Linked DNA regions of Homo sapiens: all the other regions are linked to region 3. Evidence: chromatin contacts called from ENCODE Hi-C or POLR2A ChIA-PET data. All regions are on one chromosome and are shown on one strand. Each heading gives the region's core, a stretch centred on a gene start or an enhancer-like site at or near the end of the contact. The rest is flanking DNA. Distances are from core to core; before and after follow the strand shown.

Evidence for each region. A loop is a pair of places that touch in the nucleus more often than their neighbours do. ChIA-PET counts read pairs that join two places held with the same protein, here RNA polymerase II (POLR2A). Pooled maps may share reads with other maps.
Region 1: a map of PC-3 shows a loop between it and region 3 (11-fold over the local background). The contact joins two enhancer-like sites. A Hi-C loop is called at or near these places in 1 of 168 maps with a recorded cell type or tissue (PC-3), 2 of 37 single-sample maps with no recorded cell type and 2 of 50 pooled maps. POLR2A ChIA-PET finds 5 or more read pairs at or near these places in 2 of 52 experiments (A673 and GM10248).
Region 2: a loop to region 3 is called in a map with no recorded cell type, with 2.0 times the contacts of the local background. The contact joins two enhancer-like sites. A Hi-C loop is called at or near these places in 9 of 37 single-sample maps with no recorded cell type and 3 of 50 pooled maps. POLR2A ChIA-PET finds 5 or more read pairs at or near these places in 2 of 52 experiments (HEK293 and Panc1).

Annotation. Positions count from the first base shown.
Region 1 is chr6:72,647,293-72,651,770 of GRCh38, reverse strand. All of the region lies in intron 1 of KCNQ5 (potassium voltage-gated channel subfamily Q member 5), which reads right to left. All of the region lies in intron 2 of KCNQ5-IT1 (KCNQ5 intronic transcript 1), which reads right to left. Among named protein-coding and RNA genes, the nearest start is that of KCNQ5-IT1, 19 kb to the right of the region's middle. Within about 2 kb of position 2,653, at least 5 of the 41 ENCODE cell types and tissues checked have a DNase peak (open chromatin) inside an H3K27ac peak, as active enhancers do; they include PC-3, where a contact is called at or near this core.
Region 2 is chr6:72,742,655-72,747,744 of GRCh38, reverse strand. The region is part of intron 1 of KCNQ5 (potassium voltage-gated channel subfamily Q member 5); the gene reads right to left. Among named protein-coding and RNA genes, the nearest start is that of KCNQ5-IT1, 110 kb to the right of the region's middle. Within about 2 kb of position 1,289, at least 2 of the 41 ENCODE cell types and tissues checked have a DNase peak (open chromatin) inside an H3K27ac peak, as active enhancers do.
Region 3 is chr6:73,076,650-73,081,438 of GRCh38, reverse strand. KCNQ5 (potassium voltage-gated channel subfamily Q member 5) reads right to left here. Exons shown (of 14, transcript NM_019842.4): 4 at 3,942-4,117; 5 at 3,552-3,677. Among named protein-coding and RNA genes, the nearest start is that of KCNQ5-AS1, 64 kb to the left of the region's middle. RefSeq lists an enhancer at 4,436-4,789. Within about 2 kb of position 1,403, at least 4 of the 41 ENCODE cell types and tissues checked have a DNase peak (open chromatin) inside an H3K27ac peak, as active enhancers do; they include PC-3, where a contact is called at or near this core.

The DNA.
Region 1 (4,478 bases), core at 1,404-3,903, 430 kb after region 3:
ATTAGTAGTTTAAAGGTGTACTCTTTGATATGTAATATCATTTTAAGGAGTTCAACAGAATTAAGATTGTTCCAGTATACTCAGCCGTTTATTTTCACAAAATTGAGGTACACATTGCAAAATTAGAGTGTTTTCATTGGAAAACTTTCATTACTAGTTAAAAACTGTCATCTCAACGAAATAATAGACTTCTAAATCGAAGGAGATTTTTGTCCAACAATTTAACAAGTATACTAGTGTATGCATGAATGTGAAATTTTGGAAGGGCCAGGCATAGAAGGAAATAATTTCTAATTTGTCATAAAGTCCAAGAGTATTTCTAGTAAAAATATTTTTACAATTCTACCACACCCCATGTATTGCATTTTTTCTGCTATGTTGTTTTTTCCACTGAAGGAGTCATAGCCCAAGTACATTTCTTTGTAATTACAGAGTATCTATCTATGCATCCATCTGTCCATCCTTTCATTCACTCAGTTCAACTAAAAGAGTCTTCATTTTGTATCTACCAGCTGTCTGGACCTGTTAGGCACTAGGGAAAAGAGATGGATAAAGTACTGCTCCTACACTTAGGGACTTCACAGATGAGATTAAAAGGTAATCAGGTAATTATAATACCATAAGGGGGTAGCTATGTTAAATATATGAACAAATATATAAGAACAAGATAGGAAGAAGGCAGAAATCTCCCCTCATACTTTACCTCCACACAGAAGGTACAATTTATCATTTACAAAACAGTTTACAAAATATTATCTCCTGCATTTGGCCTCTGTTCCTATTCCTTCCCACCTGCCCTCTTAAAATAGGCTGACCCTTTGCAACCTTAATCGACCCAATTTAAACACGACCCCCTCTGACCATCCTCTCCTCCATGGATTAGTTACTGCACATTTCATTCTCATGGCATCTCTAGGTTGATGCACACTGTTTTTCCTGAGTGTTCTCCCTTTAGACTAAAACCACGTGAAGGCTAGGAATATTTCTTTCTTCTTTGTATCACCAGTGCTAACCATGTAAATGTGTGAGGAATGACAAAAAGGAAGAAAATACTTACAAGTAAACAAGACCCTATACTAATACATTTCACTGTGCCCTTCCATATACATATATCCTACCCACTCCCCCACTACTAAGAACTATTCTTTTCTTTCTTGTAAAAAGGTATGCATTTAAAATAGTTTCGCTTTTAAATGGATTTTTCCCCAGAGGGCAAACCACTCATTTACTCTCCTGGCAGAGGAAAACAGTAAAGTGTCAAGATGTCTAAGCCAGTTTGAAAATATTTTGGAATTTCTGTGTTTTTCCCCTTCTTTTTTACATAGCTATATAAATGTGCACCTATTCTGAAAGTCAGCTTGAAGCACACATTTCAAGGTATTTGAAATAGTTTTCTTTCCGTTTTTCTTTTTGCATTTCATTTGACTAAGCAGTTGTCTAAAATGTGATATAACCAGAATGTACCTATTTATATTGGTTACTTCAAAATGCATGTCTATGAGTCACTGTTTTTATACACTTTAGCTAGTCAGCCAGTTCAAAGAAAAGAAAATAGGGGAAATTATTAGAATAACAATTACTAGTTGAATGACCTAATACAGATTAAATTATAAGAAACAAGACAGGAAAAGGAAACTTAGTTTATATCTCACATAAGTGCATTTTAATTATTCCATCAAACCAATAACTATATAAACATAATTTCAGAAAAATGGAAGGTTGAGTTTAACATTATAAAACAGTCATTAGCTGTGTAAATAATGAGTAAAAATATGTAATGGTCAGAAAAAACATAGCACTTGCAATGAGAGACTGTTTGTATTAAATATATTTGGATGTGTCAGTTGCTGCAATATTTATTCAAGGAACCAAGCTTCTGGGATTTCATTTCTATTTGCCACCAGGTGAATAAAATGTGTTAAGTTCATGTTGTCTGTGACCTTTTACTAAAAATGTTATTCCTTAGTCATATTCTGCATTGGTGGTCAGGGTTGGATGCCAAGAATTTGCTTGTCATCTGACTGAGTTTCCTTTTCACGTGTAATGCTTCATCTGAATTACACCATCCTAAATGATTGTACAAGCTGAAGAATTTTCTATGTCCAGTAGTTTTATTCTTTAAAGAAGCATTCAAGAACCATTACAAAACAAATAAAGCAAAGATAGATTCTGTATATTCTGGTCATTTGTGTGCCAAGATTGATGGTGGTTAGTAGAGTATGTAAATCAATGAATTTAGGAAGTCTCACTGAGTTGTACAAACTCTTTACTGGGTCCGTAGCTCCATTTTCAGAGTCCTGTGTGTTTTCACAGAAACTGCACCATTAGTTATCTTCACTGGAGGATTTGACCAAATTTATCTAAGGTAATGTGCCTATACACGAGTTTCCTAACTAAGGTTCTTAAACCCCTTGGTTTATGAACTTGTGGAAATTTATGTAATCATGCATATGTGCACATACACGTGCATGTCTGTTTAAGGACATGCTTCACAGGTTTTTAAAATACGTAGAGATTCTGAAAGAGGCTGTGATCCAAAACTGTTTAGAACCTTAGCTTCGCATCAACAGTATTGGCCAGGGACTCCTGACATATTTGCCACCAGTGTTCTTAGAAGCCCTCTACTGCTGTCCATAGATGCACAGTTGCACATCTGCGAGCAGGACAAAGCCTGTGCTCAAACACAGCCATCTCCAGGCTTCGTGCATTTGTTTGGTCACATGAAGTGGTACCCTGACTCTATCAAAAGCTAATTTCACTCATTTGAGTAATACGACTAAGCACACAATAAAACTGAGGATCTCTGAACTAAAACTGGGTCCTGACCCGTATCATCCAGTTTGGTAGATTAACTGAACATAACCACCTTGAGTATAACCAGCCACATGTCCCTTCTTTGGAATGTGTCTCCACATAAACACACGTAGGCTTTTCTTTTTTTTTCTTCTGAGATATTTCAAACAGAAGACCTCTGAGAATTAAAAAAAAAAAAAAAATGAAGGCCCATGTATTCATCTCCCATTTTGCTATATTTCTGCAGGCTTAGGTTTTAAAAAAATTTAAATATTCACATACAGTAGAAACTCCTGCATATGCCTCCTTAATATCATTTTCCTCTCTTTTTCCCCCTCCATATTTAAAAGCTATCCTAGTATCTACCAAGTCTAAACATTAAAAAAAAATCTATACAACATATGTATGCTGGTCTAAGTAATATAAAAGTATTGGTTGCCATGTTTTAAAATATTGCATAGTTCGTCTCACACTATAAAAATGTTTTTGCACCTTTATTTTTGGCTCAACATTAGGCTTTAGATATATCAATATAGATTCATGTAGCTCTAATTCATTCCTTTCAATTACTGTATGGTATTTTCCTATACAATGACACTGCCAGTTATTTACTCATTATTATCCTTATGGACATTTTCATTTTTTTCTATTACCAATGATGTTGCAATGGGCATTCTATCTCTTGTGCCCACTGCACGATGTTCCATGATGGCTTCCCTGGTCTTGATGGCAAGAAGTGATCCTCAGTTCTTGTGTACAGTGCTACTGTTCTTCCAACGTCAAAGGCTCAGCCTCATCCATCTCAATAGCCATGGTGAATGGCCTTATGTTCTTTATGTTTTAGTACATAATGTGACTGCTATAAATAATTATCAAACTTAATTACCATAGGTTTCTCTGTGTGGTAGTCATCAGTGTATCTGTCTCAACTTTCATACAAGATTGTACATGTTCCCTGGGAGTGGGTTTGTTACATACATGTTCTAATCCATCAAGCTGTCTTGCACTTCTTTATACTTAATAGGTCTTCAATATTTACTGAGTGGCTGAACAAATGAAATAAAAGGGAAATCTTATTTAATTTCATGATGTATGAGATATCTTAACAGTCAACATTACATTCTACTACATGAAGTGACTTTTCTACCCAAATTAGCTTATTCATGCTTATCGTCAATACTGTGATCTAATGGGGGAGTCATTCCCATAGGAACTTACAAATAAGAGAAATAAATTTGCCTCATTATGGCGCAATACATAATGATCTGTTTTGGTCCCTCTCTTTTGATTGCAAAAAGAGCTCCTTGCTGTCCATAGATGGGGGTCCTGGAGGTCAGGGGCATTACATGCATGTGTCTGTGAACTGAACAGCTATCAGAAACCTAGGGAAGTTGAGGAACAAGCTAATCTCTGCCTCAGGGCCATATGCCAGATGATCAGTCTCTCAGTCTCTGTCTCTGCCTCTCTCTTTCTTTCTCTCATCTTATGGCATCTCTTTTTTTTTTTCTTTTTTTTTCGTTTTGTTTTGTTTTGTTTTTTCTGGGTTGTTGTACAGCCTTCTGTCTCCTGACCAGGTTTCTCTTCTTAATGCATGGTTTCTTCTTCCTCACAACTTTACCTTACACTCTCTCTCTCTTGCCATGACTCTGACTCCAACTAATGGCATTCTTTCAATTCAACTCTAC
Region 2 (5,090 bases), core at 40-2,539, 330 kb after region 3:
TTAAGATATGATATGGACAATGGCAATTCATATGCTATGTAACTAACTAGACTGAATATCATTGAGGACAGGAATGTATGCTATGCTTCTATTTTTACAACCCTGTTTTTTCAGTCATTTATCCCCATGTTAGGTATAGTATTATAAAAAATATCAGATGATTAATGAATTGTCTGACTGAGAAAGAAAGAAAATTGTAGTATATAATGCTGACATTTGAACCTGCCTTTTAATTTGCCATCATGAAACAGAAGGTACTAAAACTAGCAGAGAAATTTTTATCCGATTTTGTGTCATGGGCCACTTTGGCAGTCCCATGAAGCCCGAGGAACTATTTTCAACAGAATTGTTTTAAAATGCATAAAATAAAAATATTCCAAGGAAAAATGAGTATATAGAAATAGTTATCAAAATATTAAAAGAATTCTTTATTAATGCATTAAATAAGGTATCACAGCAGGTCTAAGTAGCTAACATAATTCTGAAGAAGTGCTAAGTATAAATTATATTTGAGATATATTCAATACCTGTGATATAATTTAAAATTAATCTAGGATTTCTATTGATGCCATAACCCCTGAGGTTTGTGGCTTACATTAATAATTGAAGGAGATATCAAATATCAGTTAGAGTTAGGAAAAACAAATACATTTTTTTTCCTATCCAAATTCTGGACCTTAGGTTATCATCAACCCCTGAACTAGAACATAAATATAAGGATTATAATCCTTAAAATAACTCAAAATCCATATCTTGTATCATTCTAGGCAAGACTTAGAGTGTAACACATAATCTTTTGTTATTATAATTAAGAGTTTGCAGTTCTGCTAGATAGAATCAAAGAGCGTCATTATTTTCCGCAACTACTACATTAGTATCTATAATGTATGGTATACATTAGTTTAACACAAGAATGTAGCATAACATAAAAGGATGTTGTTAATGTTAATGTTCTTGATGTATTATCTGGTAGTGTTTGGTCTCAATTTATTATCCTCAATGAAATTTTCTAACTTTTTTCCTTATTCCTGTACTCAAAATTACATTAATGGTACTTTGAAAGAAAAGATGTTGCTATGAGATTTTGCTTAGAGTCAAAATAAAGCATTCAGCTAAATATATCCAATGTAGTTGTTGAAGCAAGAGGAAGAAAACAATTCTAAGTATCTTCTTTAGAAGTGATGCAAACCTTGTTTTGTTTCACTGTTGCTTCAGGTTTAGTTCAATGACTACTCCCATTAGTACCTGTCAGCAAATCCCTGACTCACCCTTGATCACTAGCCTGTCTACCCTGGTACATCTGAACTGCCTCCCAGTGCTTTCTGAAAGAAAGTAAAAGTTTAACAAGTTGCACGGAGAAAATCATGAGAAAGAGAAGACTGGGTATCAAGAAACCAGGTCTTGGGGCAGGTCAACAATAATGCAGACTTTTAAATAAGGTGGCAATCGGTAGCAAGGGGAATAATCTTGATGAAATTAGTAACTGGCATAAATTTCTGGGCTGGGAGGGGAAGTATCCCACAGAATAGAATGCTAAAAAATTACAAAAAAGTTTCAATAATGCCATTGTTGTGAGTTGATTTGTGTCTCCTATAAAGAAATGTTGAAGTCCTAAACTCTGGTATTTGTGAATGTGACCCTTTTTTTTTTTTTTTTTTTTTTTTTTTTTTTTTTTTTTTTGCAAATAGAGTCTTTGCGGATATAATTAAGATGTGATCACACTGGATTACAGTGGACCCTAATTTCAACCACTGATGTCCTTATAAGGAGAGAGAAATTTGGAGTTAGAGATACAGGGGAGACAGAGGGCAAAAAGCCATGTGATGACAGAGGCAGAGACCGGAGTGAGGCGGCTACACGCCAACACAGGTCAAGGATTGCTAGGAACCACTAGATGTTAGGAAGAGGCAAGGAAGGCTTCTTCCCTGGAGCCTTCAGAAAGAATATGACCTTCAGACACACCTTGACTTCAAACTTCTGGCATCAAGTACTGTGAGAGAGTACATTTCTGTTCTTTTGAACCACTCAGCTTGTGGTAATTTGATACGGCATCCAAAGGAAACAAATACGACCATCTCCTTTTAAGAAGGGTTAGAAGGGTTAGAAATTCACTATGACTAGCATCAGGGCAACAATCTTAATTCTTGTCTCAAAAAGCTGCTTTAATTTCAAACAAAAATATAAACTGAGTTTGAGGAAAGTATGGCTGCATTATTATTCCCATAAATGTAGGCTGAAGTTTAGGAAAAAGAATGAAAAGTTGCAAGTACTCTGATTCTAGCCTTGATTGCTGCCGTTACTGACAATCCTGAATGATTGGATGTGGCTCCTAGAAATTGCAAGGAGTGTGAAAGTTACATGTGTGCTCACTTAATTTAAACATTTAATCTTTTATTGATCTGATATTAAAGAGCTAAACCTGGCGAACCCAATTCAATCAATTAATAAATAGAGGTGGTAAAAGAAGTACGAAGGAGCCAATAATTTCCTAATTGATCTTTTCAGTTTTAAGGAGCAATTACATACATGGAAAAGAACACAATTTCCAAAATTCCTTTCATGGCTGGATTTTTAAATGGCAAAGCAATAAGACAAAGTGCAAGAAAAACAGAGACACAGAAGAGCTGAGTCATTAGATTAAAAGGTCCTGATATTTTAGGAAAAATAACATAAATGTAGTCATTAATAGCCTTGAAATAGTGTATTCCAGTAATAGCCTAGAAATCAGAATTTCTGTGTTGAATTATACTTCTCTGTATTATAGATCATCCTTCCCTGTCCATAAATCCATATCCATTCCAGGCTTCAATATCCAGTCCTTAACTCATGTTTCCCAAAAAACCTTCCCCATTCTAACTATAGGATTTCTCAGCAAATCTGTTGTACCTCTGTTGCCTTTCTTACCATTTTTTCTTTTTCTTTTTCTTTTTTTTTTTAGACGGAGTCTCGCTCTGTCACCAGTCTGGAGTGCAGTGGAACGATCTTGGCTCACTGCAACCTCTGCCTCCCGGGTTCAAGTGATTCTCCTGCCTCAGCCTCCCAAGCAGCTGGGACTACAGGCTCCCACCACCACACCCAGTTAATTTTTGTATTTTTAGTAGAGACAAGGTTTCACCATGTCGGCCAGGCTGGTCTCGAACTCCTGACCTCAGGTGATCCGCCCACCTTGGCCTCCCAAAGTACTGGGATTACAGGCATGAGCCACCGTGCCTGGCCCTCTTACCACTTTTTCTATTTCACTTTTGTATAGCTGTCTATTCCTACTGATAGAAACATCATAGTACATATATTGTGAAAAAAGTATTCTGATGTTTATTTATTTCAGATCAGAACATCTCCCCTTCTCAATAGATGAGAAGTAGATGGCAGTACACATCTATAATTCATAGTAGAAAGTTACATAACAGTCCTCCTTACCATTGCAAGGCAAAAATAATTTCTCCACTAAATTCACCACAGGATAAATAGATTGCAGTTTTAAATTTAAATACCTGTGATAGTCATTAGATCTCATCGTAGATATGCCTGTTCCCCTCTCCCTCTAGGCTCACGATAGAAATGCACTTCCCCACCTACTCTGAGCTTACCTGTGTGGCCATGTGACTTACTTTGGCCAACAGAGTGTGAGCAGAGGTATCATTTCTGGAAGAATGTTTTAAGTGCCAGTGCATGATTTACCAGTATCTTTTCCCTGACCTGGTGATTATGAAAACACATGCTAACATGGGGTTTCCGTTAGGCTGGGTCTCAAAGGGATCATAAGCTGAGCTCCTGTAGACATGAAGCATGAGGGAGAAATGAACTTCTGCCTATGGGCTAAGATTATATTCACTGAGAGTTGGGGCTTTGTTTTTCTTATGTTACTGCAGCAAAACCTACTCAGTCTACCATGAAAGATACAATAAAAAAATTCATGTCACATCTAATACTTTATTTTCACCTCAGTTAATACTACTCCAAAAAACAGGCAAGGTACAGATTAGAGTCCGCAGTTCGTCAAAGAGAAAGCTGAGACTCAGTGTCAGCAGACCTGGTAAGAATACAAACCAGAGGTTGAATCCAGTTCCAGCATTCTTTCCTTATAAGTTGTTTGTAATAGATACAAAGTGAATATAAGCATGGACCTAATAGTAAGGAGAGGATTTAGATTTTAAAAGGGTTTACTGCAGCATAATCTTGGTATGGTCACTACTAGGGACATTAATAAATTGGATTTGAAAAATTGTCATTACATTCTGTTGTCATCCATTATATTGTATAATATAAAATAAAAATAAAATGGGTTTGTGTTTACTACAAATTCATTTTGAAATTTAAATTACGAAGTTGCTTGGTAATGTTAGCTTAAATCTATTAAAATTCTATTAAAATCATTAAATTGTTTTGATGACTAAAATGAAAAATATTTAAAATACATAATGTATATTATAAAATATTTCATTAATTATATTTAATAATATTTTGATTCAGCACCAGTGAAGAAAAACTAAAGCCTATTTATTAATGCTGTTATTTATATAGTTAAAACTTCTACTTCTGTTCCATAGTTTGACCTTTAAATCTTCTAAGTATTTAATGGCTGCTGCTACATTACCTGAAGTCAAGAGTGCATTTTAGCTCAAAATACACCTAAAATGGTTAAAATGATCAAAGGTTTTTGAAGAATTTTTTGCAGAAGCTAGACTGACTAGCCTTTCACATGGACAATTTTAAACTAAAAACAATATTCACCCCTAAAAAGAGAGTTTTGTATTCCAGTTTTTATTATCTGTAATATTTTCAAAGAAGCAAGAATATTTCCGGTTTCTTTTAGTTACAGTATAAGGAACATGAAAATAAGCGGAAGCCCACACTCCTTCAGTCTGAAAGATATTGAATAGGCTTGGGGCAAATCAGACAGCTGCATTCTATTGGGTACATTATGTTCATTTCTGCATTTGGAGTTGACTCTCAGGGAAAATTTCAACTCAAGGGCATGGCCTAAAGGAATATCACTGCTGCTTGTTTCTGAACGACCCTGCAGTATCCAAACTCATCTTACCTGTCCATTAAAAATAGCAGGGTTTTTAATAAATATATCATTGAGGTCA
Region 3 (4,789 bases), core at 154-2,653:
AGGAAGGATTTAATAACAGAAAATAACTCCAGGGAAACCCATTCTTAAATTATTTCAGAATAAATCTGGAACAACCAAAAATGAGAAAAATAACAATAGAAAATGATAATAAATGGAGCTCTATCCAACAATCAGAAGATCCCCTTTTCCAGCAACTCTCAGTGCCTCAGCTACTAGAGCTACTTCCCTCTTCCATTTTCTGCCATCAATGCAACTTTAGTTGCCACATCAGAACCCAGGACATCTTTTCATCACAACCTCCAATTCCCAAGCCTCTTCTGTGTTCAAACTGTGGGTCTGCATCAAAACACATAGCTCTTTTTTTGTTCCTTTTGTATTAAAGGTGCTTTCATTTAACTTCCACAGCAATGATGTCTACACCAACAATAGCTCTCATATTTGATTGGGCACTTGCTATGTTCTTGGTACCAGGTCTTTTATATCTATTTCACTTACTCAATGAACTAGGTATTGCTATTCACTAATATGAAACTGCTTTCAGGGATCAAAGTTTTTTGGGCAGCACTGATCCCACCATGATATCCCTCCAAATGTTGATCTAGGGGACAGATCTCACTATCTTAATGGAAGGAGTTCCAGAGTTAGTATTGAAAATTCACTGGCACAGCGTATCTGTGGAACAAAACCTATATTTTGATACTTAATGTTGATACTGTGGGATCTTTTAATATAGGGGATTTCCTTTTTTCATCAAAGTGTAACACTTAGAAATACTCTCATTTAGGATGCTATCATTTCCCTATTTATTCTGGATACTTCCATAGTTATTAAGGTTTCCATTAGGTGCAACATGCGCAATTTTAACTAAGAAATACCCAACCATAATTTTCACTAAGGTCTTGATTAATGTATAAATAAAAGGTATAATAGTCTAAATTTATTTTATTTCCCACTAGGAATCTAGTATATGTTCTTCTTAAAATGAATAGAAACAATGAGCTCTCTTGTTTGTTTGCTTCTTCTGTCTTTTTAGGATTCAGACAATTTCATTAATGAGTCAGTTAATATCAACAAACCTGCTACGGACCAATAAGGCCTTAAAAAATTCTTCGAAGTTTGATCTCTTATAAAATTTTTACTCTCATATTCAAGACTAGATTTTTTTTAAAAATAGAAACATAATTAGGCCATTCAGGAACCTGTTAAGTACGGGTTAAATGTCAGTCAAATTAGCAGAACTGAAAGGCAAATCAATGAAAATGTTTCTTCCCCTGAAAGTCACAGATATGACCTTTGAAAACCTACCGTGTGGGTTATTCTGGCAAAAGAAACAAACTGATGACTAACTGAGAGGTATATTAAGAGTTTCCCACACACTGTTTAACACACAATACAGCAATTCTTTTTTGTAATAAGGAGAAATGGAAGACTAATAAAAAGAAAGATAATGAGCTCCCAGGCTAAACTCACCAACAACTGCATCTCAGTGGCAAAAGGGGCACCTGGGTGCCTCAGTAAGTCAAATACATTAGAATTATCCAAGAGAAGCAAAAATTAAACTTGAATTCAAACCATTGCTTTGAAGGCTGGGATGATAAACTGTCTTCCCCTTGCTGGCAAGAAAAGCCTCCTGTTTTCTCAGTTTACAGTTTATCCCATCATGAGTCACAGATTTTCATTTGCTCTCTACATATAAAAAGTATTTTAAGAGTGTCAGATGACTGCTCTCTTTCAAGCTTCCACTCTTTTTCGAAATGCCCATTATTGCTTGTGAATAGTGAAGAGCAGCCGGAAACCACATTATTAAACCAACGGAATCCTTTGAAACCAATGGCATAATCTTGTAGACATTTACTTAGATAACTTAAGAAAAAAATTCGAATCTTTAGGTGAATGTATTTCTCATTTTTATTCATTTTATTGCTGCTATGCAATCAACAAATACAACAAGTTCTGCTAAATACAGCCCTAACAAATTTTCCCCCTCTCTGACAAATGTTCTGGGTCTTGCTGATGAGCTTTTGATGACTAGTGGAACAATGCAACAATTGGTAACTCTGTGCTTCACTAAACAAACAAATAAAAAGCCTATCATTGTTTAAATCACAGCTTAAGAAAATGATATATTTTTATTTTGGCAACAATCTAGAACTCAAGAAATACTAAGGGTGGTTTAAAAGAGAACTCACGGGGTTTTTTGAACCAAAACGATATGGACATTCTTTAGACAAGCATTTATAATCTACCTGCCAGGCTTAAGTGATTCTGCCACCTCAGCCTCCCAGGTAGCTGGAACTACAGGAGTGTGCCACCACACCTGGCTAATTTTTGTATTTTTTGTAGGGATGGGGTCTTGCCATGTTGCCCAGGCTGGTCTCAAATGCCTGAGCTCAAGCAACTGGCCCGCCTTAGCCTCCCAAAGTGCTTGGATTACAGGCGTGAGCCACCATGTTTGGCTATGATTATTTTCATATAACTCCCCTTTGGAATACCTTAAAGGAATAAAATAAAAAGAAATGTAATTTATACATTGCATAAAGCACTCCTATATCCCATGTCATTCTTATTACGGCATAGCTCCAATGACTGTTTCATAAATTCTTTACAATGCAGGGAAAATTTTTGCTTCAGTGGAAAACTATGCGTTGTTCAGAGTACACCCTTCCAGGTTTTTGGATTCTGATTTTATGGGGCTCTGCTCTTTTCATAGCCTTTGAGCTATTTTACAACTCTGTAAGTTGTTGATAACTGGTAGCAATGCAAAATAATTCTTGCCTATGGACATGTAAATAAATTCTGCCTAGTGGAGGTTGAACTGACTTCCCTCCCACACTGTGGAAGGAGCCAGTTTTGCCTCTATTTGCACATTGATTTCAATATTCCTGATCTTTAAATGTTTCTGTCCTTTGGATAGTGCTTTGAACTGGTTTTAACATCTTACTGGTTTCTTCATTAATAATGACTTAAACTTTTAAAATGAGTTAAATGAATGTTTAGCATGTGTTAATTTTCTTTCTATGTAAGAATCATGATTTTACTTTATTTATTTGGAAAATTATTCTTTAATAATATAAAGAAAAAGTAGGTTTTGAGAGGAAAGTTTTGAAATTAGGTGACTATAATCTCTGATCTCACAGATGGTTACCAGTCTTCTTTTTCATTTCTTTGTGCTGCAATTTTATTCACAGCTTCCATTCATTTTTTAACCCCAGATAAACTTTTGAAGAGCGGAAAATCAATGCAACAATTGATCATTTAAATTTGTGCTCCACAAAGTTAAAACAAATAAACAAACTATCAATGTTTTAATCACCATTTTAAAAATGATATATATTTATATATTTTATATATTTTTAATTTTGGCAACAATCTAGCACTCAAGAAATATTAATGATGGTTTACAAGACAACTTAGTTGGCCTAAAAAGATGTGGAAAGCCTTTAGACAATAATAAGTAGTATTTATTTTCCATATAACTCTCTTTCGCAATTTAATATTTTTATTGAAACCATCCATAGGAACCATTACGTTGTATTAAAAAAAAACAATTCACAACATCCAATAAATAAAAAATGTATTTTTATACTTACTGTGCCCCACCAGAGAGCATCTGCATATGTAGAAAACTCTTTATTGGCATCCTTTTCCACCAGATAGACAAGGAAAGACGAAAAAATAAGAACCAAAAATCCTATGTACCAAGCTGTGATTAATTCCTAGATATAAAAGGAATGAAAGATTTTTAGAGGTGGGAAATCTTTGAAAAAGGAAAAAAGAATTCTATGAGGATTCTATTCACTTTACTACTTCTTGGATGTTTATGATGGCTCTTAAATAATCCATTGTACATCATGTCCCAAAATTGTTTTAACCATTTTCTGCAATGACTAAGTTTTCTTGTGACAGGTTTATTAACTATTACAGCGATCAATGAAAAAGTTTCAAAAATTGTGTTTTTAAATTCAGAGAGCAAATCTTACCTTGCTGTGAGCATAAACCACTGAACCCAGTAATTTCCAAGTGCCTCCCCTTCGGTCCATGCGCACCATGCGGAGGATCTGTAGGAAACGGAGACTTCTGAGTGCAGACGTGGCAAAAATATTACCCTGAGTTTTTGCAGAAACAACTGCTATTGAAGCGATAAGAACAATGGTATCTGAAAGAAACAGGTCGAAATAGCCACAGTTAGCACGACCAGGAATTTTTATTTACCAAAACAATATTTCCAAAAGGTTCACTTTGACCTATTTAAGGTACAGATAAACAGATCTTGATTCCCAGCTGCACCTAGTGCCACTTGGCCTCTGTGGCATTTCCGAAGACTGAAGAATGAAAAGGCAGAGAATGGGACCTACCTATTGCTGTAGTTCTGACCCTTTGGCCATTCTGCGCTTTACCTATGCAATTTTGAACAACGTATTATTTAACCTTCAACAGATTGGACAATGGTGTTCAAAAAACCCAAGGTTTCAGGGAGCCTTAAGACTTTGGGGCAACCTTTCACAATGTCTCTCGTTTCATCCTTTTTCCTGTGGCAAAAGGATCTCCTGCCTCAGCCCTCAACACCACAGCTTCTGGGTGATGTGACAGAGGCATGTAAATGTGTCCAGCTTGAAAGTGCTGTGAGATATAATCATTTCTCTTGTTTTCCTGCCAAATAAGTTTGCATTTCCTTTCCCCCAAAATTCCCTAATGTGGCACCTGCAACTTTGCATATTGTTTAACAAAGGCCTCAGCTAAGCTGAATACTCTATGCTTCCTGTATAGAGTATTCTTTAGACCTGTTCACCAATTATGTGTAAGTTTGCTGCATAATTAAATAATATTA